Linked DNA regions of Homo sapiens: region 1 is linked to region 2. Evidence: chromatin loops called from intact Hi-C (ENCODE). Cell type or tissue: Calu3. All regions are shown on one strand. Links, peaks and the distances in the headings refer to the core of each region. The heading gives the core; the rest is flanking DNA. Region 1 has its middle 500 kb from the start of DIAPH2. Region 2 has its middle 700 kb from the start of MIR548M.

The links. A loop is a pair of places that touch in the nucleus more often than their neighbours do. Peaks named below come from ENCODE experiments on the same cell type or tissue, not always from the same donor. Only the 100,000 strongest peaks of a DNase experiment are listed, where the experiment ranks them.
Region 1: it touches region 2 in a loop (30-fold over the local background); 17 of 110 quality-filtered maps call a loop at or near these places.

What each region holds. Positions count from the first base shown.
Region 1 is chrX:96,176,168-96,188,805 of GRCh38, forward strand. No RefSeq gene overlaps it. Among named protein-coding and RNA genes, the nearest start is that of DIAPH2, 500 kb to the right of the region's middle. In Calu3, for the core only: no CTCF peak of the experiment used is centred there; a DNase peak (open chromatin) is centred at 6,394.
Region 2 is chrX:95,758,652-95,771,289 of GRCh38, forward strand. No RefSeq gene overlaps it. Among named protein-coding and RNA genes, the nearest start is that of MIR548M, 700 kb to the left of the region's middle. In Calu3, for the core only: no CTCF peak of the experiment used is centred there; no DNase peak of the experiment used is centred there.

The DNA of each region.
Region 1 (12,638 bases), core at 1,843-9,842, 420 kb after region 2:
TGAAACTATAAATTAATTGTCTCCCAAAGTTAGCTTGACCTAGATTGAGCAGTAATTAAGGACAGCTTGAAGGCCAAAGGCAAGAAGGAGTTGGCAAGATCAGGTCTCCTTCACCGCCATAATTTTCTCACTGATATAATTTTTACAAAGGTGGTTTCAGTAATACTATGACTGCAGCTTTCTGGAGGATATTTTGGCAATGAAAACCAAAATTCTTGAAATTCTCCATTCCCTTTTATTCTACCATTCCTCTTTTATGAGTTTCAAGGACATAACCTTATTTATTTGTAAATATATTTATTTACATATAGTTCTTCCCAACATTACTTGAAATTATGAAAAATTATAACCATATTTTATTGGCTAAATAAATTATTGATTTATTTGATAAATACTATGCAGACATTAAAAATTATAAAAGGTGTTCATTCAACTAAGTGTACAAGTATAAAAAATAATTCCATTTTTATTCATGTGCACATTGCACTTTTTTCTTGTCTATTAAATAACGACATTGCACATAAATTTACATTTTCCCAATGCCTGAGTCAGTTTATGTTAATCAATCCACTACTCATTATCATTAGTGATCATATATTAATTACTGTATTATTAATTCTTAATTTGTTAATTACCATACGTGTCTGTAATAAATGACATCTAGGTGACCTTAAAGGTTACTAACGCGCGTAAGTTTATATGACCTCTCAATGAGTGCCATCAGAGTGTTCTATCCCAACTTTCAAAGAATCCGAAACGAGGGCAACAGAGGCTTAGTCTGGAAGCTAGTATCCCAAGCCCAGAGGTGGGCATTACTTACCCAAGGGACACAGTGGCTGGAGCCTATGGTGAAAATTTTTAAAATATCTTGGAAACAAGCTAAATCAATATGTCATGCAAAACCTCCAAATCCAAACAGAGAGAAATTCTGGGCGTAAAATCAAAACGAAGGAAACTGTGGGGTAAACATTCAATGTAAATGAAAACCAAGGCTACAGTGATTTCCTAAGCCAACCATTTGCAGCTGCAGTGGGGACTTTTTATGGTTTCTGTGGCTAAAGATAGGATATAAATTATGACCTAAAGTGTTCAGCTCAGAGACAAACATATACTGCTCTGCTTTGTAAATTCTTAGATTTTGCCACTTTTTTTCTCTCTTCTATTCCACTGTAACCTGTCACCTCTGCTGTCAGTGTGTCTTTCTTTTTTTTCTGAACACCCTTTCTAAATCGTGTATTATCTACCATGAACTAGAATGGCATGTAGCCAAGTATGCTTGAATGCTTTTTGTATAAAAACAAAGTGATGATAAAAATGACAGAGTTAGAAAATCACCACTTTGTAACCATCATATTAATAATTTATTTTAAGAATCATCAATGGGCACTAAAATTATTGGGTGATATATGAGGAACAATATACTATATTTACTGCATTTCTCCACAAATTATGTATTGACTACAGAGAGAAATGGTAACTTTACAGTGGAGAAAATTTGCAGACATTATCTTAAAAACTGATCAAAATTAATATCACTGATAATCAGACACATTAAAGTACTCATCTCCTCTTCAATATTCCTGCAAAAAACACACAACCTAAATATAATCATGAGGAAACCTCAGACAAATACAAATTGATGGACATTCTACAAAATACATGGACTACAATTCTCAATAATATCAATATCATAAAAGAAAAAGATTGGCTGAAATAACATTCTAATTAAAGGAGACTAAAGTCACATGCCAACTGAATGCTATGTGTGATCCTGCATCGCTAGAAAAAATATTACTGGGACATTATTGGGATAATCGGAAAAAAGTGAATATATACTATATGCTAGATAATAGGATTGTGCCTATTATTTGAGAATAATAATGATAAAGGACATGTGGCAAAATGTTAACTTGTGAATATGCATAAAGGATAATGGAAGTTCTCTATATTACTACTACAATGTTTCTGTAAGTTTGAAGTTATTTAAATTAAAGTTAAAAATAATGGTTAAAGTTAACTTATAAATAGGAGCTAAACATTGAGCACACATAGACATAAACATGGGAATAGATACTGAGGACTACTAGAGCAGGGAGGGAAGGAGAGAGGCATGGGTTGAAACGCTACCTATTGGGTACTATACTCACTACCTGACTGACAGGATTTGTACTCCAAACTCCAGCATGATGCAATATACCCATGTAACAAACCTGCATATGTATCCCCTGTATCTAAAATAAAAGTTGAACTTAAAAAAAATGGCGATGATAGAGTACCTACTTTTATTTTCCTCTAAATAAAGTACATGGGCGGCTGGGCGTGGTGGCTCATGCCTGTAATCCCAGCACTTTGGGAAGCCGAGACAGGCGGATCACGAGGTCAGGAGTTCGAGACCAGCCTGGCCAATACGGTGAAACCCTGTCTCTACTAAAAAATACAAAAATTAGCCAGGCATGGTGGCACATGCCTGTAGTCCCAGCTACTCGGGAGGCTGAGGCAGAAGAATTGCTTGAACCCGAGAGGCAGAAGTTGCAGTGAGCCGAGATTGCACCACTGCACTCCAGCTTGGGTGACAGAGTGAGACTCCATCTCAAAAAAAAAAAAAGTACATGGGCATTACTGATACATATTTTGGCTTCCCAGATACCTTCTTGGCTAAACACCCTTTTGCTGATTAAGACAAATATAGAGAAATTAAGTGTTAATAATTTACAAATTCTTTACTATTGTGCACTGGCTTGAATGCATTTATTTTACTAATATTAAATTACCTTTTATTTGTAATATTTATGGGGTACAAGTATAACTTTGTTACATGCATAGATTGTGTAGTGATGAAGTCATGCCTTTTAGGGCATCCGTCATGCAATTAATCTACATTGTACTGTTGAGGGGCCATAGGCTCTTGACCCCTCAAAAGTTTGCTGAAATATTACTGACATAAGGCAGATTGATTAATAGGAGAAAAGACATACAAATTAATTTGACGTGTATATATAGGAGCCTTCATAATGAAGACCCATCCAACAGTAAGATACAGAAGCTCATATACTATTCTGAGGCCATAGTAAAGAATGCAGACTCAGAGCATGCTCAAAAATTGGTTATGTTGATAAGTCAGGTTTAGTAGCAACACCACTTGTGAGAGAGAGGAAAGAAGGAGCTTGACTACCAAAAGTTGGCCTTGTTATGTAGATGAAGTCTCCCTCAGAGAGAATAGATGGTAAATGTTTATTTCCAGGCTTTTAAAGGTGACAGATTCTCAATTTCTCCTGGATCCCAGAAAAGTATAGAAAGTAGGGGTGAGCGCTGCTGCATTATTGAAGGTTCTCTAGTGATGCAATTCTTTCTCCACAAAAGACAACTTAGCAAGTGCACTTCTTTTGCTGGCTCTGTGGCAGCCATTTCAAAATATGCCAAAAATATATATTTGGGGGTAAAATATTCTATTTTCCTTTGGTACTCATTGAGTAATTTCTCATCATCCACCACACTCCCACCTCCTCAACCTTCCAAGGTTCTACTGTCTATCATTCTATTCTCTGTGTTCAGGTGTACACATTATTTAGCTCCTATTTACAAGTGAGAACATGTTGTTATTTGTCTTTCTGTGTCTGACTTGTTTCACTTAAGATAATGGCTTCCGGTTCCATCTATGTTGCTGCAAAGGACAAGTTTTTTTATATATCTTCCTAGGCATAATTCTATATCTTTGCACCATTCGTGATTATGTCCCAGTAATGTACTAAACATTACCTGAAAGAAGGAGAAAATCTGTAGACTATATAGAAACTCAGCAAAATATCTTAACTTTGGACTTCACGTACATAAGTTTATCTATTTTGTACTGAATTATAGGATTCAGTCACAATAAAATAATTGATACTGTTATACGTATGTGGCCATAGTAGTTGCATTGTCTAGTGGTAGGAAGGTAGCAAGATTACAAAATTCAGTATTATAATAAAGAATAACCATGAAAATTATTTATCTAAAATTAAAAGGAAGAAATTATCAGCACTTTTACTGACAACTTAGAGCTACCAACAGTTCTAGAAATAGCCGATTCTATTCAAGCTAAATAAGAAGTGGCTACAGTGCTCTCCATCTCCACTATTGAACAACATCTTTCCAGTGAGGAGAGACAACTACCAATCCATTTTTGTTATGATTCAGACAGAAAATATGAAACATACCTAGACTAGAGAAAATGTGGCTCATATGGATCTGCTATTACTAGACAGAATCATCCAGTTTGAATAAAAGCCTAACTAAAATTCTGGAGATTTAAATTATCCGCTTGATTTTATGTGATAGGAAAGATCTACCATCTAAATGGAAACAATTTTATTACTTTATTTCTGACACTTCCTGTTTTGTTCACACCAATTAATATCTATATGTAAATATCTATTTTAATTGTGCAGTGAACATTACAATTTCACTTTTGCTGACCAGCCCACAAACTTAACCATTATCTCTTTCAAATATAATTTTCACAGAACTTAGTCATCTGTATTCATAATAATAATGATCATGAAAATATATAGTCATCTATATTCATAATAATAATGATCATGTAATATATTCATTATAATAATGATCATGTTAATTGAGCACTTACTACTACTACTAATAATAAACATTTATATAACACTTATGTGCTTGGAATAGTTAAAAGTATTTTACATGTAATTAATTTAATCCTTCTAATGACCCTCTGAGATAAACGATATTATTAGCTCTATTTTTAAAAATACTTGCCCAAATTAATATACCTAGTAAGTGGTAGATCTGAAATTTGAAACCAAGCAGCCTGGTTCTAGAGTTCATTCTTTTAACCACACAAAAATGTCCTCAATTGGTATGTTTATACACTATGCTAAGCACTCTACACACTTCTCTATTCAGTTGTTTATATGGATTAAGATTATTTTGGCTGCAAGTAGTAAAGAATATTATTTAAATTCACTTAACCAATAAGGACACAAGTGAATTCATATAACAGTTCAGAAATAAGACAAGTTTAGAGTAGTTGATTCAGACTTTTACTGACTTGAATGAATTGATGTGTGTCTGATAGAGGCAGGAAGCAGACAAATGCCTATCTAGGGAAGGGTCCCCAGTGAAATCTCACCTTCAAGCCTAAAACAGCCTGAAGGCTGAAAGACCGGACTGCTGGTACGGATGAAACACAAGACCCAGAAAGTGAACTTCTGCCCCTGTTTGCCCTCCCTTTCCTGATTGATTCTTTCTGAATAATGCTTTTAACCAATTGAATGTTGCCCTTTCTGATAGTACCTATAGCTTGCCTGGGCATGCCCGTGTGCCCACTGCAGGAATGGGGTTCAGCCAGCAAGAATTCATGCCTTATGCAGGGGAGGGGCCTGGCCTCTTCAGCTCATGTGGAGTGGCCCTGGTATTCAATTTTTGAGGGGAAAAGCTGCTTACAGGACCCCTCTCCTTGCTGAGAGCTTTCCTTTTGCTTAGTGAATTCCATCCTCCTAACCCTTCAATGTGTCCGTGTGCCTAATTCTCCCTGGCTGTGAGACAAGAACCCAGATTAGCTCAGCTAAAGAGCAAAAAATTCCTGCATATGTCCCCGCAAAATTCCTATGTTGAAAACCTAACCCCCAAAGTGATGGGATTAGGAGGTGGAGCCTTTAAGATGTGATTAGGTCATGAGGGTGGAGATCTCATGAATGGAGATTAGTGCTCTTATGAAAGAGACCCCAGAGAGCTAGCTCGCCCTTTCCACCATGTGAAGACACAGGAGAAGATGCCGTCTATGAACCAGAAAGCAGACCCTCACCAGATACCAAATCACCTGGCATCTTGATCTTGGAGCATCCCAGCCTCTAAAACTCTGAAAAACAAATTTCTATTGTTTATAAACTGTCCAGTTTATGATATTTTTCTGGAGCAACCCAAATAGACTCAGACACTGACATCGACTAGAAACCAGATCTTTCCATTGTTCTATTATTGCCCAATATGTCAGCATCAACCTATAGCTAGTTCTTTTGGGTTATATGAAGGCTTCTAATGGCAACTTAGATTTCATGCTTCTACATTCATGTCTGTGTCACTTTGGATCCTCTGAAAAGCAGAAAGCAAGATCTAATTTTACATGCCAGAGATGCATTTGGAGGAATGTCTGTGAAGGAAAAAGCCGAAACAGGAAGACACAGCAGGAAGATCCTTCCCCATGATGCAAGTCTGACACCTATTTCTGTCTTGGTCTGTTGTATGCTGTTATAACAAAATATTGCAGACTAGGTAATTTATAAAGAACAGAAATTTATTTTTTGAAGACTGGGAAGTCAGAGATCAAGGCACCAACAGGATTGGCTGCCTGGTGAGGGCCGCATCTTCCAGAAGGAAGGAATGCAGTGTCCCCATGTGGCAGAAGGCAGAAGCACAAGCCTGTCTTTCTGTGGTACATATTAAGCTCCACCCATTTCTGTCATGATAGGAGCTATGCACAAACCACTACAATTATATAGGATACTATAATGCCTAAGACAGTGCCTCATAATAAATCTGGCAATTTTCAAATGAATATCACTGAGGTGTTCTTTTCATGAAAATCAACTTGACCACACAGTTTGTTGGGTTTGTAATCTTTACTAGTGCTTACATGAGGTATTCTAGATCAAAGACAAATTTCTAATTAATCACCTTTCTTTAAATAATAAGCACATTCCTCCTTGTGGTTATCCCCAACCTCATCCTTGAGGTAATACAATGAGAGCTATGCCAAATTCCCTGCTCAAGTAATGGGCATTTCATGAATGAATGTTGTAGAACAATGAATTTTCTCCCATTATGTACAGAAGAAAGATGCCAATGGCAGGGGAAAAAACTTTTGCTTCTTTGAGATGGAATGGAAATGATCCTAGATTATCATCCTAACCTTTTGAAATGTAAGTATGTCTCTCTAAGAGTTAGATTAACTCAGATGTCTCCAGCTTCTAAGCTCTAAAGATGTCTCCAAGGTCTGGTAAGTGCCTAGGGAGATAAAGCTCCAGGCTTCCTGGCACCTTGGATCTTAACCTATGGACTTAGTTTGAGTGGTAACTATTTGTCCCTCTTGGGTCACAGCAATTAACTAGAAAAGTGGTGACAGATTGAATTTTCATTGTATGTAAATAGTAAAATGTTCCTAGCGGAAATGAAAGCAAATATCCCCTATATTTAGATTGTATACATGTCTTTATCCTAGAAGGCTAGAGATTTTTGCAGGAAAAATCTACAGAAGTTTTATTTCCCCACAAGTCGTTCATTTAAAATACAAATTAACCCGCCTACCCATTCTGTTCCTAAAGGGCATGACTCTCCGGAATGCATTATTGTACAGTAGTTCTATTTGTGTTAATAGCAAAATGAGGTGACTTACAAAATTTGCATCAATAATTCAAGGAATAATTTGTAGTGTTTCTCTTTCTACAGACAGAAATGAGGTGATATACACACAAACATATAAATGTACAAGCCACATCAGTTTCATTAATTTAGTCCCTTGTTATTCACTGGAGAAGGAGTGCTTAAATCCTATAGGCCACTGCTATTACTGGAGCCATTACAACAACTGTCTTGTTCATTTTCAGTGCCTGGAAAGATAGACTTTTATTCCAATGATTTTTTGTCAGAGAGAGTGATGGGTTAGCAAAATAAGAGTCATGTTGCTTGAATTAACTACATAAGTGGCCAGGGACTTCGGAGTACCTTCAAGCCTTTTATAATAATAACACACTTTCATCCTAGTTGCTCGTGAATGAATGCACTCCATTATTTCATTTAACTCACTACATATCAATAAAGTACAGTAATCAAAACAATAGTTACCACAGCATGCAGCTCTTTGTGGACAGCAGATGGCACTATAAGAAACCCAAAAGTAGCATGCCCAAGAACTAGGAATGCTCCCTCTCAGACTATTTCCCCAAGCTCCTCAAAATGTTTAAGAGGTGATGTTGATCTAGTCTTTTCACATTCACTTCAACAGACTACGATTCTATTTCCATACCTTTGTTTCACCTGGACACAGGGAATCTGCATCCACCTTCCTCATTCATTTTTATTCCTTTGATTCCGATTGTCCATAAAATCTTTTCAATTGAATTATTTTCTATGACTGAAAATTAGACTCATCAGAATGTTTCCAGAACATCCCCAAATTCCTCATCACTGTCAGCATTATTACTGATACTGCCTAGTGGTCTGGGAATCATTTTTGAAACCCCTATATTACCTCTATGAATTTCCTAGACCTACCACTGGTTTTACATTTTCACAGACAAGGCTCTAATCTAAACCCTAATCCATCCACCCTAAGGCAAATGCAATATCCTCCTTTATTCTAGTTTCTCCTCATCAGCCTGCTCTACCCATATTTCTCTAGTCCTTTTGTTAGTGTCTTGAATTTTCTCTTATATCCTCCAAATATAAGACAGTATTGCCCAAATAGCAGGAAGTATATATTATCATTAAATAGACATCTTTCATTCTTCTTCCTTTCAGAGGTCCTGATGCTGGACAAACATAGAAGTATTTGTACAACTCAAGAAAAATTTCACAGCTGAATGTGTTCCTGTGATTGCCTTTCTGAGAATCATTCTATTATTTTCCAAAATGTGTGAATTCTCTTGTTCCACGATCCCAGGCAACCAAAGATAACATGAGGAAATCAGCATAATAAGAGTTCTATCCAAACATATCTATCAGTGGAGAAATGGGAAAGGTGTAGAACCCAATGCTTTTACTAATCTGCATCATGTTTCACAGTAACAAAGAAGCAATGAGACTGGCTGTTGAATCACTGCATGGTAGATATGCAAATTTAATTTTAAAACCTCATACTCATTCAAGAGACCTTGTTAATGGAATGTTGAAAATTAGCCTCCCATCGAATACAACATAAAATGACTGCTATGGATTTTACCAAAATTAAAATCAGAGCATTTCACAGCCAAGATTGAAACCTGCCATGTGTGCTTTAATAAGAACAAGGCAAATTAAAATATTAATTCAAGTGGATGCTCATTGTATTCAGGCATCATGAGACTGCTGATGGTTTTGCTTACAACTTAACAATACATTTCTTCATGTGACTTAAAAATAATTGAGACCTTTCCTTGTGTACTGCCCAGTAGCTTTTTCCAAGTTGCTATGAATTCTTAAAGGCTTCTTGTTCCTTAAAGGAAGAATCTATTTCTAAAATTTCAGCATACTATTTTTTTCTAACACTGAAAGTCAGTCTTCACAAAGCACAGAACTATTAAAGACATTTTATAAAGAGGCTAATGAAAAGAGAAGTTTTCTTTATTTCCAAAGGTAATTGGTAGACCATGATCTGTTGTGCTAATAACATACACTGAGCATTAATGAAGGCACATATTAGGGCTTTCATTTTTGTGACATGTTAAAGGATTGGTAAGACTTTGTTAATTTTAGCTTTGAGATAAAAGACTGGCATTGATTTGGCAGGCATTAATTTGTTGCTTCATAGAGATTCCAAAGTTGATGTACTGATGTCAGGAGCTCTTTTTAAGATTTGCAAAGTATTATTAAAGCACTTGATCTATTCTCATCACAGAAAGGGCTTCATGTAACTTACTCGTTCCTCTGGGCAATAGACATAGCTCAAATTATAAATGAAAACTTATAGTTTTGAGTCTGACTTATTTTCTGTCATGACCAGTATTTTCCAGTTATCATGCAAAAATGTCTACAGGATCAATGATCCCCTTGAAAAAAAATGTTACCTCATCAGATGTCATGGATAGTGATAGAATGAGATTCTGTGAATTCCAGCCCCTAAATGTGTGATAGCAGTTTCAAAACAAACTTCCTATGGAATGCTCTGCCATAATGGGTTAGAAAACATGAGCCTATATCTTCTAACAAGAAAGTATATTCATTCTTTGACATCTGAACTATATCATAACATACTCAAAGCATGCACATTACCCAATCAACTTTGTATTTTATTTTTTAAGTATCTACCACATGCCCAGCATACTTTCTTTTGACTTTTAGGTAACAAATTACCTCCTTTAGACAGGATGTTCTTCTTACTCTTTTGTACACTCTCAAAGCAAACTGCGGTATAACAAATATTAACAAATGATGGGCATATGCATCACTGAAGATGACCAGAGAAATGTTAACATCCTGACAATGTCACATTTACTTGGCCATAAAATAATAACTAAAGTTAGGCAGTGTGATAGACTCATAGAGTCATGACACTGAAAAGAATAAATGCTCATCAAGTCTTTTTCACAGACCATAAGCTGAAACAAATGTAAAATTCCTAATGTATCGATGCTGACTCCTTCCTTTCCCCCTTAACAACCCTTCTCCTCCTGCCTCCTAATTATGAACAGCAAGAGATATCTCTTTAGTCTTCCACTTTCTTTACACATCTACACCTTTTACAATTCACCTATTTTCATGGCTTTAACTGTTACCACTTTTGGGAAGACTCAAAGCTTTAATCTCTCCATTAGTCAGGTCTAGTTTGTAATTTCCAGATGTCCTTTCTACCCAGATTATCTTTAACTACCTCGAACACGCTTTGTGTTAAAAATGGAATGTGTTTTTCCTTCCAAAACCAAATGCCCCTTATAACGTGCCCATTTCATTCATCTGTGCCCCAAGACTTGGAAACTATTTGAGGCTCATAACTAATCAATGACCAACTACCATCAATTCTTTTGGTTTGGTTTTGACACTCATTACTTCCTCCCCATTTCACTACCACTATCCTTTTTCAAATTCTTATCAATTCAAGCATGATTTATTACAGTAGCCTCTTAACTAATCTCCCAACCTCCAGTCTGTGTTCTCTAAAAACCATAATGTACTCTCTTACATTAAAGTTAAAAACTTTAACACCCCACTGTCAACATTAGACAGATCAACGAGACAGAAAGTTCACAAGGATACCCAGGAATTGAACTCAGCTCTGCACCAAGCGGACCTAATAGACATCTACAGAACTCTACACCCCAAATCAACAGAATATACATTGTTTTCAGCACCACACCACACCTATTCCAAAATTGACCACATACTTGGAAGTAAAGCTCTCCTCAGCAAATGTAAAAGAACAGAAATTATAACAAACTGTCTCTCAGACCACAGTGCAATCAAACTAGAACTCAGGATTAAGAATCTCACTCAAAACCGCTCAACTACATGGAAACTCAACAACCTGCTCCTGAATGACTACTGGGTACATAAGGAAATGAAGGCAGAAATAAAGATGTTCTTTGAAACCAATGAGAACAAAGACACAACATACCAGAATCTCTGGGACACATTCAAAGCAGTGTGTAGAGGGAAATTTATAGCACTAAATGCCCACAACAGAAAGCAGGAAAGATCCAAAATTGACACCCTAACATCACAATTAAAAGAACTAGAAAAGCAAGAGCAAACACATTCAAAAGCTAGCAGAAGGCAAGAAATAACTAAAATCAGAGCAGAACTGAAGGAAATAGAGACACAAAAAAACATTCAAAAAATTAATGAATCCAGGAGCTGGTTTTTTGAAAGGATCAACAAAATTGATAGACCACTAGCAAGACTAATAAAGAAGAAAAGAGAGAAGAATCAAATAGATGCAATAAAAAATGATAAAGGGGATATCACCACCGATCCCACAGAAATACAAACTACCATCAGAGAATACTACAAACACCTCTACGCAAATAAACTAGAAAATCTAGAAGAAATGGATAAATTCCTCGACACATACACCCTCCCAAGACTAAACCAGGAAGAAGTTGAATCTCTGAATAGACCAATAACAGGATCTGAAATTGTGGCAATAATCAATAGCTTACCAACCAAAAAGAGTCCAGGACCAGATGGATTCACAGCAGAATTCTACCAGAGGTACAAGGAGGAACTGGTACCGTTCCTTCTGAAACTATTCCAATCAATAGAAAAAGAGGGAATCCTCCCTAACTCATTTTATGAGGCAAGCATCATCCTGATACCAAAGCCTGGCAGAGACACAACCAAAAAAGAGAATTTTAGACCAATATCCTTGATGAACATTGATGCAAAAATCCTCAATAAAATACTGGCAAACCGAATCCAGCAGCACATCAAAAAGCTTATCCACCATGATCAAATGGGCTTCATCCCCGGGATACAAGGCTGGTTCGATATATGCAAATCAATAAATGTAATCCAGTATATAAACAGAACCGAAGACAAAAACCACATGATTATCTCAATAGATGCAGAAAAGGCCTTTGACAAAATTCAACAACTCTTCATGCTAAAAACTCTCAATAAATTAGGTATTGATGGGCTGTATCTCAAAATAATAAGAGCTATCTATGACAAACCCACAGCCAATATCATTCTGGGCAAAAACTGGAAGCATTCTCTTTGAAAACTGGCACAAGACAGGGATGTCCTGTCTCCCCACTCCTATTCAACAGTGTTGGAAGCTCTGGCCAGGGCACTTAGGCAGGAGAAGGAAATAAAGGGTATTCAATTAGGAAAAGAGGAAGTCAAATTGTCCCTGTTTGCAGATGACATGATTGTATATCTAGAAAACCCCATTGTCTCAGCCCAAAATCTCCTTAAGCTGATAAGCAACTTCAGCAAAGTCT
Region 2 (12,638 bases), core at 2,002-10,001:
ATATGCAATGGCCAACAAACGTATGAAAAATGTTCAATGTCACTGATTATCAGGGAAATGCAAATCAAAACCAAAATGTGATACCACCTTACTCGTGCAAAAATGGCCTTAATGAAAAAAATAAAAAATAATAGATGTTGGCATGGATGTGGTGAAAGGGAACACTTTTACACTTCTGGTGGGAATGCAAACTAGTACAACCACTATGGAAAACAGTGTGGAGTTTCCTTAAAGAACTAAAATTAGATCTGCCATTTGATCCAGCAATCCCACTACTGGGGATCTACCCAGAGGAAAAGAAGTCATTATATGAAAACGACACTTGCACACACGTTTATAGCAGCACAATTCACAATTGCAAAAATATGGAACCAGCCCAAACACCCAACAATCAACAAGTGGAAAATGAAAATGTTATATACACACACACACCATGGAATACTACTCAACCATAAAAAGGAACAAAATAATGGCACAGCAACCTGGATGGAGCTGGAGACCATTATTCTAGATGAATTAAATCAGGAATCGAAAACCAACCATCATATGTTCTCACTTATAAGTGGAGATAAGCTATGAGGACACAAAGGCATAAGAATGATACAACGGACTTTGGGGACATTGAGGGAAGAGAGAGAGGGAAGCAAGGGATATAAGACTACACATTGGGTACAGTGTAGGTTGCTCATGGGATGGGTGTACCAAAATCTCAGAAATCACCACTAAAGAACATATCCATGTAACCAAACACAACCTGTTCCCCAAAAACCTATTGGAATTAAAATAAATAAATAAATAAATAAAAATGTACACTGGAAGAAATAAATAGTTAACCAAATTCTTTCAGCACACACATCTTAGTATAATCTGGGAATAAATCTGACAATTTTTACATCATTTGAGAATGTAGTATAGGGCTCCCATAATGCCTAGTTTCTTGCTATTCCTGTTCTGCATTATACTTTTTCAAGAGTCTGTCCTTCAGTAACAATTTACTGAGAGATACAGAACAGATTGGATTTTAGGTAAAATTATGAAGAAACCCTAATTAATCTTTAATAAAATCTTCTCCCCTCTTCACTTCTGTACAGCTTCACCCAAGGCCTGCATGCACACCTGTATCTTGACTTCTAAAAGAACTCCCATACAATATCTTCCCAGAGGTTTTGCAGGAGAGGACAAATAGTGTGTTTCATATCCTACTAATGATTAAGTCAGTTTTAGTCATTTGAGGTCCATTAAAATAAATGGTATAACCTCACCCCCCATAGGCAAAATTAAAAATTAAAGACTAATATTTAGAAGACAAGAAATAGAAATAATCCAACTGTGTTTAATTATGTGCGGCTTGAATAAATAAATAAAAATAAAAACAAAAAAGAGGAAAATAACTCTTCTTCAATAATTTTCATGAGTAATCCTTTTAAATCAATGTAAATTTTTTTATTTTCTATTTTTTCTTCTTTGAATAAATTACAAATCTGTGCAAAAAAAAAAAAAAAAAAAAAAACACAGTCCCTTCTCAGAGTCAGCATTTATGCATCATGTAGTCAAAGGAGTCATCCCCTAATAGTGAAAGCTATCCCTTCAGTTCTCTCTTTGTTGTGTTATCTAAGGCCTTTTCACAACTTAAATTTAAATGATCTGAAAAATTCAATGTACTAATGTCTATTAAAGAATATTACATTTTACTTTTTATTGGTCATATATTCTACTTCACGATGGAGCAGTGGTGGGGAAGGTGTTTTTTAGTCAGGTACTAGTCCAGGCCAGTCGAGGGAGTTATTTGGAATCAGGAAGACCTTGTAGATTGCCGACCATGCACTGAACCTATATAATGAACCACAGTAGCAGGCAGATATTTTATGGTTCAGCAAATCTCTACCCAAAGCTGACAGGAGCTATGAATCAAAAAGAGGAAATAAGATAAAAAGCAGAAGGAAATTTGGTTTCTACTGGTGCATGATTTTGTTCCTTGAAATATGAGAGGAGTGAATTTGGTAAAATAAATCTGAATTTTGGCCCATCATGTGCCTTTGCCACTAGTCTTTCACTACTGGATGGGCTTGATAATGCTGATAAAAGAGCAAGTTCTTGATTTTTGTTTGACACGCCAGTGGACATCTCTTAGGAGCCCTGCATATTTGAAGAAAGGACGTTCTCTTTGTTTACAATACATTAGAAGGCAGTAACGGTGACTTTTAAGAAGGCTTTGAAGTAGGTTCTTTAAAAAGTAAAAGAAAAACACACAGAAAAATCACAAGAATTTTCAAGACATTTAAGAAAGAAAATATAAATCGTATGGCCTCTCAATCCTGACAGTTTTCTTAAGTAGAATATTATATTTAATTATATATATGTTGACTTAAGGATAAGTATCTATTTAATCTTCTTAATTTCCATCATTTGGTACATTCTGACAGAAGAAAAAATACATTACCTTTGATATATCATACAGTATATTACATCTATGTATGAAGCGTATCAAGTATAATATGCTACAACTGCATTGAGATAATGAATGAAATTTGTTTGTAGTATTTTCTATCAAAGTGGAAAAGAAAAACTAAATATATTGCTTCCTGCAAGAATAAAAATATTTATATATCTAAACATAATAAATTAAACACATTTTATGCATGTAAAAGACAAAAATTTGATTTGAAATATGTTTTGTTGGTTTTAATACTATAGATATATGATTTATAAATACTAATTTTGGAAAGTAAGTTCAATTTACAAAGCAAAATGCAATCTACTCACAGTCATGCACCACTTAACAATGGGGATACGTTCTGAAAAATGTGTCTGCCAATTTGTCTTTGTGCAAACATCATAGAATGCACTTACATAAACCTAGATGGTCTAACCTACTGCACACCTAAACTATATAATATTGCTTCTAGACTACAAACCTATACAGCAGGTTACAGTTTTGAATACTGTAGGCAACTGTAACATAATAGTATTTGTGTATCTAAACATACCTAAATGTAGAAAAAGTACAGTAAAAATACAGTATAAAAGATTACACCTTTATAGTGCACGTACCATGAATGGAGTAACTTTCAAAACTGGAAGTTGCTCTCGGTGAGTCAGTGGGTGAGTGGTGAGTAAATGTGCACACCTAGGATATTATTGTTTACTATTGTACACTTTATTAATACTGTACACTTAGGCTACACTAGATTTACTAAAAAAAATTTTTCTTTCTTCAAAATAAGCAGCTTACTCTAACTTTTGTACTTTATGAACTTTAAATTTTTAACTGTTTGATTCTTTTGTAATCACACGTAGCTTAAAACACAAACATATTGTGAAGCTGTACAAAATATTTTCTTTTTTATATTCTTATCTGATAAGCTTTCTTCTATTTTTAATTTTTAATTGTCTATTTTTTTACTTTTTAAATTTTTTATTAAAAATGAAGACATGAACCCACACATTAGCCTGGCTTACACAGGGTCAGGATCATCAATAACACTGTCTTCTGCCTCCACATCTTGTCCCACTGGAAGGCCTTTGGGGGCAATAATACACATGGAGCTTCCACCTTCTATGATAACAATGTCTTTTTTCTGGAATACCTCCTGAAGGACCTGCCTGGGCTGTTTTACAGTTAACTCTTTTCTAAATAAGGAGTACACTCTAATCATAAAGGTATAGTATAGTATAGTATAGTATTAATAGTAATAAATACATTAACCTGTAATGTAATCGTTTATTATCATTATCAAGTATTGTACACTGTACATAATTGTATGTGCTGTCCTTCTATATGAATAGCAGCACAGTAGGTTTGTTCACACTGACATCACCATAAGTACATGGCAATGTTTTGTACTATGACATTTTGACAGCTACAATGCCACCAGGCAACAGGAATTTTTCAGCTTCATTATAATCTTAAGGAACCACTATCACATATGTGATTTGTCATTGACCCAAACATTATGGGCTGTATGACTGTATTTGCATTTGTTTTAATGACAAGTAAAAACTCTTCAAAAGTAGAATTCTTATTTTAAATATATTTCTATCTTCTTCAGTGCCTAACACAAGCTCTTGCACATGTGATATTTTAGAGTTTTATAGTTGAGCCCTATTTATTTCCTAAAGGATTTGAAGAAACTATCTGTTTTTGATAGAATGATTGTGTCCCTCCAAAATTCATATGTTGAAGCCCTAACTCCCAGTGTGATGGTATTTGGAGATGGGGCCTTCCAGAGGTAATTAGGATGAGATGAGGTCATGACAGTAGAGCCCCCTAGTGCCCTTATAAGAAGAGACACCAGAACTCGCTCTTTCACTCTGTTTCTCTCTCTCTCTCTCTCTCTCTCTGTCTTCTCTCTGTTTCTGCACATGCACAAAGAAAGGGGTCATGTGAGCACACAACCTACAAACCAAGAGGCCTCAGGATGTAATCTGTTTTGTTGGCACCCTGACCTTGGACATTCCAGCCTCCAGAACTACGAGAAATAAATTTCTGTTGTTTAAGCCTCCCAGTCTGTTACGGCAGCCTGAGGTGACTAAAACCTATCAAAATAAAGTGTAATGCAATTCATGATAATTAATATGATAAACAGAATAGGGATCATCAAAGAGATCTGGAGAAACTTAATGTTCTTGGGTACCTGAGATATATTAGTTACTACTGTTTGGGACTGACATTTTCTTCATTTTCTAGCTACTAAGACACAATGGGAAACATGCTGGATTACATAGTATTGATGATTTGAAAAAAAAAAGCAAACATTCTACTCATTTTAAAACTTTGTCTAGAATGATAACACCAAAATATAGAAGCTAGGTGGAAAAGCCTCAGGAGCCAGCCCAAGGGTTATGATTAAATACATCAATCCAATAGAAGGCCTAAGGTGTGGGTGGCATTTGAATAAGAGCCATTAAGTCACCCACAGAAACAAGTTTTCACCCTCTCTCACTTTGAAAAGGTGTCCTATGTCTAGTCGAATAAGCATCAACCTTCACTGTTGGAAAGGTCCAATAGTTCAAAAATAACTTTTACCAATTTTGCTGAAATGCCTAAATGTCCACTTAAGATTGGAGGGAAACTGTCTCCAATAATTTACCATTAAGATGCAGATTAAACTTCTCATTTAATAAATGTCAAAAACTTTTAAAAATGTTTCAGTATGCATGGAAGTTTATTTTATGCAGTGACAACTGATATGAGAAAATATTTGGGAAATTTTTTATAAAAAGAAAATTTAAATGAATGTTGCAATATTCTTTTAGGATTGTGAGCTATGCACTAATTTTGAACACAAAAAAACTTTTTGTCTTGCAGTAAGTAGCCAGTGAACATATTTTTGTTTATTTTAGAATTTTTTTAGAATTATAGAATACAAGTTTTTCATGTTCTGGACATCTATCACCATTTGACTTCGACTAAACTGTAAATGGTATAGGAAATTGGGCTGATTGCTTATTGATATCTGTCATGACATACCCTGAGATTTTCTTTCTTGATTAAACCCTTACTATCACAAAGCTGTCTGCTAACTTGCCTCTTTCTTCTAAAAATTGAGTATGGATACTACAATGGTAGACAGATAACATTGTACATTTATCCAAACCCTTCAAATGTATAATAAATACCAAGAGTGAACCCTAAGGTCAAATATGAACTTTGAGTGATTACAATATGTCAGTGTAGGTTCACCAATTTTAACAAACCACTCTGGTGGGGAATGTTGATGACAGAGGAGGCTATGCACGTGTGGAAGGCAGGGAGTATATGGGAAATCTGTATCTTTCTCTCAACTTTTTTGTGAACCTGAAACTGCTCTACAAAATAAAATGTTCCTAAAAAATGGATAGAGAAAAATGAATTTCAATGTGTGAATGTTTTTGATTAACTATACTCAAATTAATTGGTGTGTTATTGCTTCACGAGAAACAATACATAGGGAAAGAAAAAGGCAGACCCAAAATATTTTTTTAAATTAAAATCAGTGTCCAATTCACAATCATAAACAAATACTGCAATACTCAATTAATTGCCTTCTTTCAAAATTCTTTCCAAAAGTTTCCACAAACTAGTTGTCACTGTATAAAAGAAGTTGCTATATGTACAATGGTAACCATGTTATCCTTCATATTATCTGCATAATGCATGCTTAATTCATTCTTGTGCAAAACATAATTGGAATGTAGCAAAATTTAGCCTCTCCAAAGCATCATTATTATATGAAATGCATACAGTCAAAGCATAGATACTGCCACAGTGGGGGAAAAAAGGAAGAAAATAAAGAGAAAAATAGAATTTGGTTGCTATTATTTGAGGATTGCATGACCACTAAATCCGTCATAAATAGTTTTAAATAAACTGTGTGACTTACAGAATCCTAGCCTTCCTAGTTTGTGTCCCTACTTTATGGCCAAAAGGTGGCACTGTTCCATTTATTATGAGTTTGGCATCTAGTCCATGGTGCTGTAGTCAGTCACTCTGTAATGTTCACTGAAACTAGCAAGGCGTTCATCATTAACCATTCTGCTTCACAGGCCCTGATATCAAAAGGATCATACCAGCAGCTACTCTGACATAACTCATTAAGAAACTGTTGTAAATAAGAATCTTGTAGAAAAGCATAGCGGCAGGTTAAATCAGCTCCCCTACCTTGGAAGGAAACTAAATCCTTGTGGCTGACCTGCTGTTGGGAAGAAATAAATTACTATTTGCATCACAAAGGATGGAGGCATTCCACCAAGCAGGGAGACAGCTACAGTTAAGACTCTGTGGCATTTGATTCACTTTTCTCTCCAAGCCCCATCCAAGCAAGGTGATTTATTCTCATGAGCAATGACTGAAATGTTTACTTATTCACCTGGTCAGGCAGCCAGCCACATGCACATCTTAAACAGCTATGGGAAAATGATTTTAACTGACCTTAGAGGATCCTGATTAAAAGCAAGACAGGTGTCTAACTTTCTGAAACAAATTAGCTAAATGAAAAAAAGAAAAACCTAACTGGAGACTTTACCCAGTGTCTCATCAGCATGCAACAACAGTTCTTTATGGTTTAAATCAAACAAGAAAAAGAAGATCCTAATACAAATGCAGAAGCGATCAGTGAAATGTCCCATCGCCTACTACACAGTCAGCAGCAGGGGATAGAGAAAGGGGTTGTTCAATATCTCTTCTTTTTGGTAGAAACATGATGGCTATGAATGAAGAAGTAAGATGCAGCTCCCTAAGCATTATACTCTACAAAATACTAACAGTATACTAAACATAACAGCATTCCATTTTAACAGCTTGTATTTATGTTAAATTTTTCCCCATCTCATAGATTCATTTTAAGTTTTAAACCTGGCTGTAACAAAGGATGGCAACAGAGTTGTTTACACTGTAAAGATATATTTAATCTTTATTTCTTTGTCAGTAATTACATTCTGAGGTCAAAACACAATGGAATAATTACCTGAGTAACATTAGGCAAAAATGAAAAAAAAAAACAGAATCTGCATTATTTGTATAATAGAATTCTTCAATTTTTCACTTTTTGCTCTGACAGTGGAAATGTGACCTTTTAATGCAATGGTATAGCACAGCTGAAATGGCTCATGTTGTTAGGAATGAAAGAGAGCCCAGTCAAATTCAAATGATGAAATTCTCTAATTACTGAAACATATAGCAGAGCACCTGCCTACTCTCCATCCCTGCCCCAGCACATACAGTACTCTAGTGTATGGCCTTTTGTTGAACACTCAACGCACTTGGTAGCTAGGACGTTGCTTTGGGAACAAAAAGGAGGATGCTTTCTGAAATCACAGGTCAGGAAGCTTGCAATCACATGCATTAGGGAACAGGTAAAAATCTCACTATTATGAAAAGGGGACTTCAGAATTCATTTTTGTTGTAGTGATATTTCATTAAAGATCCACAGAAGCTGGGAAAAAATAAGCTGATGCCCAGTCGGTTTCTGTATTTGAATTAAAACGTGAAAAGCAGCATTTTAGATACTGATGGAAGAAAACAAAGAGGACATAATACATGTGGAGGGGTAGTAGGGGGTGGTAAGAGAAGTTTCATGTAGACACCTACATCCACCCCATCTCAATATCTTACTCCTTTTTTTTTTGTGAACTTGCAGGTATATTGTTTTAATACTGTTGTGTACATATTTTGTTCTGGGAGGTAGTGTGGAACTTTGTTTGTTTGTTTGTTTGTTTTTTTAAACATATTCCTAGTGGTCAAGAAATGTATTCAAGAAATGTATTGGACCTTTTGAGAAGAGAAAGGAGGTGTCAGTAATGGCTACTAGGTACTAATTCAAGAGAAATAAAACAACCAGTTATAGCTTATTTCTCCTCCTTTCCCTTCCTGCTCCTACCAGGAGGCAAACAACGCAAAATAAATAAGTGGGCACTTTTCATACATTGATGGTAGTCATGTAAAGAGAAATGTGCCTGAAATAATAATTCTCACCTAAAAAGTACTGTCTGAAATAACAATAATAAATAACAATACCACATTTCAATCAATTAACTATAGCTTTTATGGCATTGCATATACACGTGTAATTAAGAGCAAGATAAACATGAAAGAGCCCGTCAAGCACTTGTTCTAATTTAATCCCCAACCTCTATATGCTATTCACTACATGCCTTACTAATCCACATTTTGGTATGTATATCTCCTCCCATAAATACATATTTCTCTATATTGCCAGTAAATGGCAATGGTGCTGTATACATAGCAACATTTTAGGAACTTTTTGGTTGCTACTGCTATTAACTCACTTGATTTTTGATATCCAGGATTCCAACTAATTTCTAAAATAAATATGGTGACATAAAAAGTCTTTTACAAAAAAATGAACTTGCCCAAGAAATCATAATCTATTAACTAATTAACTAATAACCCGTTAACTGTTAGTATTAGGTAGAGACGGAAGGATGTGTCCATATCAGAGGTGGTGACCAAAAACACAGTACTAAAAACTGTATGTTTATGATGTTTATGCCAGGTAAAACCAAGATCAATTTCACAACACAGGCAGTTTCTAGAGGATATACAACTAAGTGCACAGCTGTACAATCTGGAAATCTCATGGAAAATTATTCTTGTGAGATTGAGCCATCAAAGGCATGTTATCAAACCTAAGTGGTCGTGATAAGCATACCGCCTTTCAGCCAAATCCAAGTTATATGCAGATCTTTTCATCACAAATTTAAATGGCACACAAATGTGACTGGTGATATAAAATGTGTTGTAACAACTTATTAGTTGAAATTACCATTTAAATCCCTTTAAGACTGAGTTAAATAAAGGAGAAAATCCATACATCCTTTTACTGTGGAAAACATGCTATTACCAAATGTTGGTGGTCTTTGAGAGGGAACGGCAGCAGTGATTACAAAACCATAGAATTTCTGCTGCAGTGTAATGGCTGGAAGATACATTTAACCTAATGCTATTCCAGTCAAGTCAAGGCAACTGTCCCAATAGTTTGCATTTATAAACAGTTAAGATCCATTTTCAGGCAACTTAATGATTTTCATTTCAAATAATTTCTTGAGTACCATAAAAATAAAGGGTTTCATGATGTTGTTTTACCTTTCATTTTACTTTAAGGAAGAACTTTTTTGCCCTTCCTATAATATTTAATTCTTTTTTTTTTCACTCATTAGAACCAGAATTGCAGAATTGCAATCATAGCAGTAGTTAGTAATTGTGGGCAATTTAGACAACACCTACTCTATTTCTACTTCAAGTTAGAAATTATTTGTCCCACTGGTTAGAGTATCGTAATAAGAAGATTTACATCATGGGGCAAATTCTCATATGGGTCAGTCAGTTTCATTTCATATTCTAATTACAGAATGTGCCCCTAATTAGTTGTCTGGCTTGTAACTATGTTCCACAGGTCATAAGACACAAGCAATGAAAATGATTTTGCATACAGCGTCATCCTGCTTCTGACAAAACAACTCAAAGCTGAGTACCTACACACTATAGATTACTGTGATCTCACAATATTAAGAACATAATATTTCTTATTAAAGCACTTGACCACCATAATATACAGGCTTACTTAATTTTATTGCGCTTTGCTTTATTATGCTTCACAGATACTGCTTTTTTAAAAACAGTTGAAAGTTTGTGATAACCCCACATCAAGCAAATCTATATTTCCAACAGCATGTGCTCACTTCATGTCTCTGTGTTACATTTTTGTAATTCTCCCAATATTTCAGGCATTTGCATTACTATTATATCTCTTATGATGACCTATGATCAGTGATATTTGATGTTACTCTTGTAGTTGTTTTGAAATGCCACAAATGGCACCCATTTAAGACAATGAACTTAATAAATGTTGTGTGTATACTGACTGCTCCACTGATTAGCCCTTCCCCCATCTCTCTCCCTCTCCTTGGGCTTTCCTAGTTCTTAAGACTTAACAATATTGAAATTAAACCAACTAATAACCCTACAATGGCCTCCTAGCGTTCACGTGAAAGGAAAAGTAGCATGTCTCTCACTTGAAATCAAAAGCTAGAAATGATTGGGCCAGGCGCGGTGGCTCACGCCTGTAATCCCAGCACTTTTGGAGGCCGAGGTGGATCACGAGGTCAGGAGATCGAGACCATCCTGGCTAACACGGTGAAACCCCGGCTCTACTAAAAATACAAAAAATTAGCCAGGCGTGGTGGCGGGCGCCTGTAGTCCCCGCTACTCAGAAGGCTGAGGCAGGAGAATGGCGTGAACCCGGGAGGCGGAGGTTGCAGTGAGCCTAGATCGCGCCACTGCACTCCAGCATGGGCGACAGAGCAAGACTCCGTCTCAAAACAAACAAACAAAAAGCTAGAAATGATTAAGCTTAGTGAAGAAGGCATGTTGGAAGCTGAGATAGGTGGAAAGTTAGGCATCCTACCCCAAACCCTTAGCTAACTTGTCAATGCAAAGGAAGAGTTCTTGAAGGAAATTAAAGGTACTCCTGTAGTGAACACATGAATGACAAAAAGGTGAAACACTCTGATTGCTATTATGGAGAAAGTTGTATTGGTCTGGCTAGAAGATCAAACCAGCCACAACACTCCCTTAAGCCAAAGCCTAATCCAGAGCAAGGCCCTATCTCTCTTCAATTCTGTGAAGGCCGAGAGAGGTGAAGAAGCTTCACATGAAAAGTTGGAAGCTAAGAGAAATTGGTTCATAAGGTTCAAGGAAAGAACAGACACACATAGGCTCAAAATAAAGGGATGGAGGAAGATCTACCAAGCAAAAGGAAAGCAAAAAAAAAAAAAAAAAAAAAAAAGCAGGGGTTGCAATCCTAGTCGCTGATAAAACAGACTTTCAACCAACAAAGATCAAGAGACAAAGAAGGCCATTACATAATGGTAAAGGGATCAATTCAACAAGAAGAGCTAACGATCCTAAATATATATGCACCCAATACAGGAGCACCCAGATTCATAAAGCAAGTCCTTAGAGACCTACAAAGAGACTTAGACTCCCACACAATAATAATGGGAGACTTTAACAACCCACTGTCAATATTAGACAGATCAACAATACAGAAGGTTAACAAGGATATCCAGGACCTGAACTCAGCTCTGCAACAAGCAGACCTAATAGACATCTACAGAGCTCTCCACCCCAAATCAACAGAATATACATTCTTCTCAGCACCACATCACACTTATTCTAAAATTGACCACATAATTGGAAGTAAAGCACTCCTCAGCCAATGTAAAAGAACAGATATATAGATCAATGGAACAGTGCAGAGGCCTCAGAAATAATGACACACATCTACAACCATCTGATCTTTGACAAACCTGACTAAAACAAGAAATGGGTAAAGGATTCCCCATTTAATAAATGGTGCTGGGAAAAATAGCTAGCCATATGTAGAAAGCTGAAACTGGATCCCTTCCTTACACCTCATACAAAAATTAACTCGAGATGGATTAAAGACTTAAATGTTAGACCTAAAACCATAAAAACCCTAGAAGAAAACCATTCAGGACATAGGCATGGGCGAGGACCTCATGACTAAAAAAACCAAAAGCAATGGCAACAAAATCCAAAATAGACAAATGGGATGTAATTAAACTAAAGAGCTTCTGCAGAGCAAAAGAAACTCCCATCAGAGTGAACAGGCAACCTACAGAATGGGAGAAAATTTTTGCAATCTACTCATCTGACAAAGAGCTAATATCCAGAATCTACAATGAACTCAAACAAATTTACAAGAAAAAAAACAAACAACTCCATCAAAAAGTGGGCAAAGTATATGAACAGACACTTCTCAAAAGAAGACATTTATGCAGCCAAAAGACACATGAAAAAAATGCTCATTATCACTGGCCATCAGAGAAATGCAAACCAAAACCACAATGAGATACCATCTCACGCCAGTTAGAATGGTGATCATTAAAAAGTCAGGAAACAACAGATGCTGGAGAGGATGTGGAGAAATAGGAATGCTTTTACACTGTTGGTGGGAGTGTAAATTAGTCCAACCATTGTGGAAGACAGTGTGTCGATTCCTCAAGGATCTAGAACTAGAATTACCATTTGACCCAGCCATCCCCTTACTGGGTATATATCCAAAGGATTATAAATCATGCTACTATAAAGACACATGCACACATGTGTTTATTGT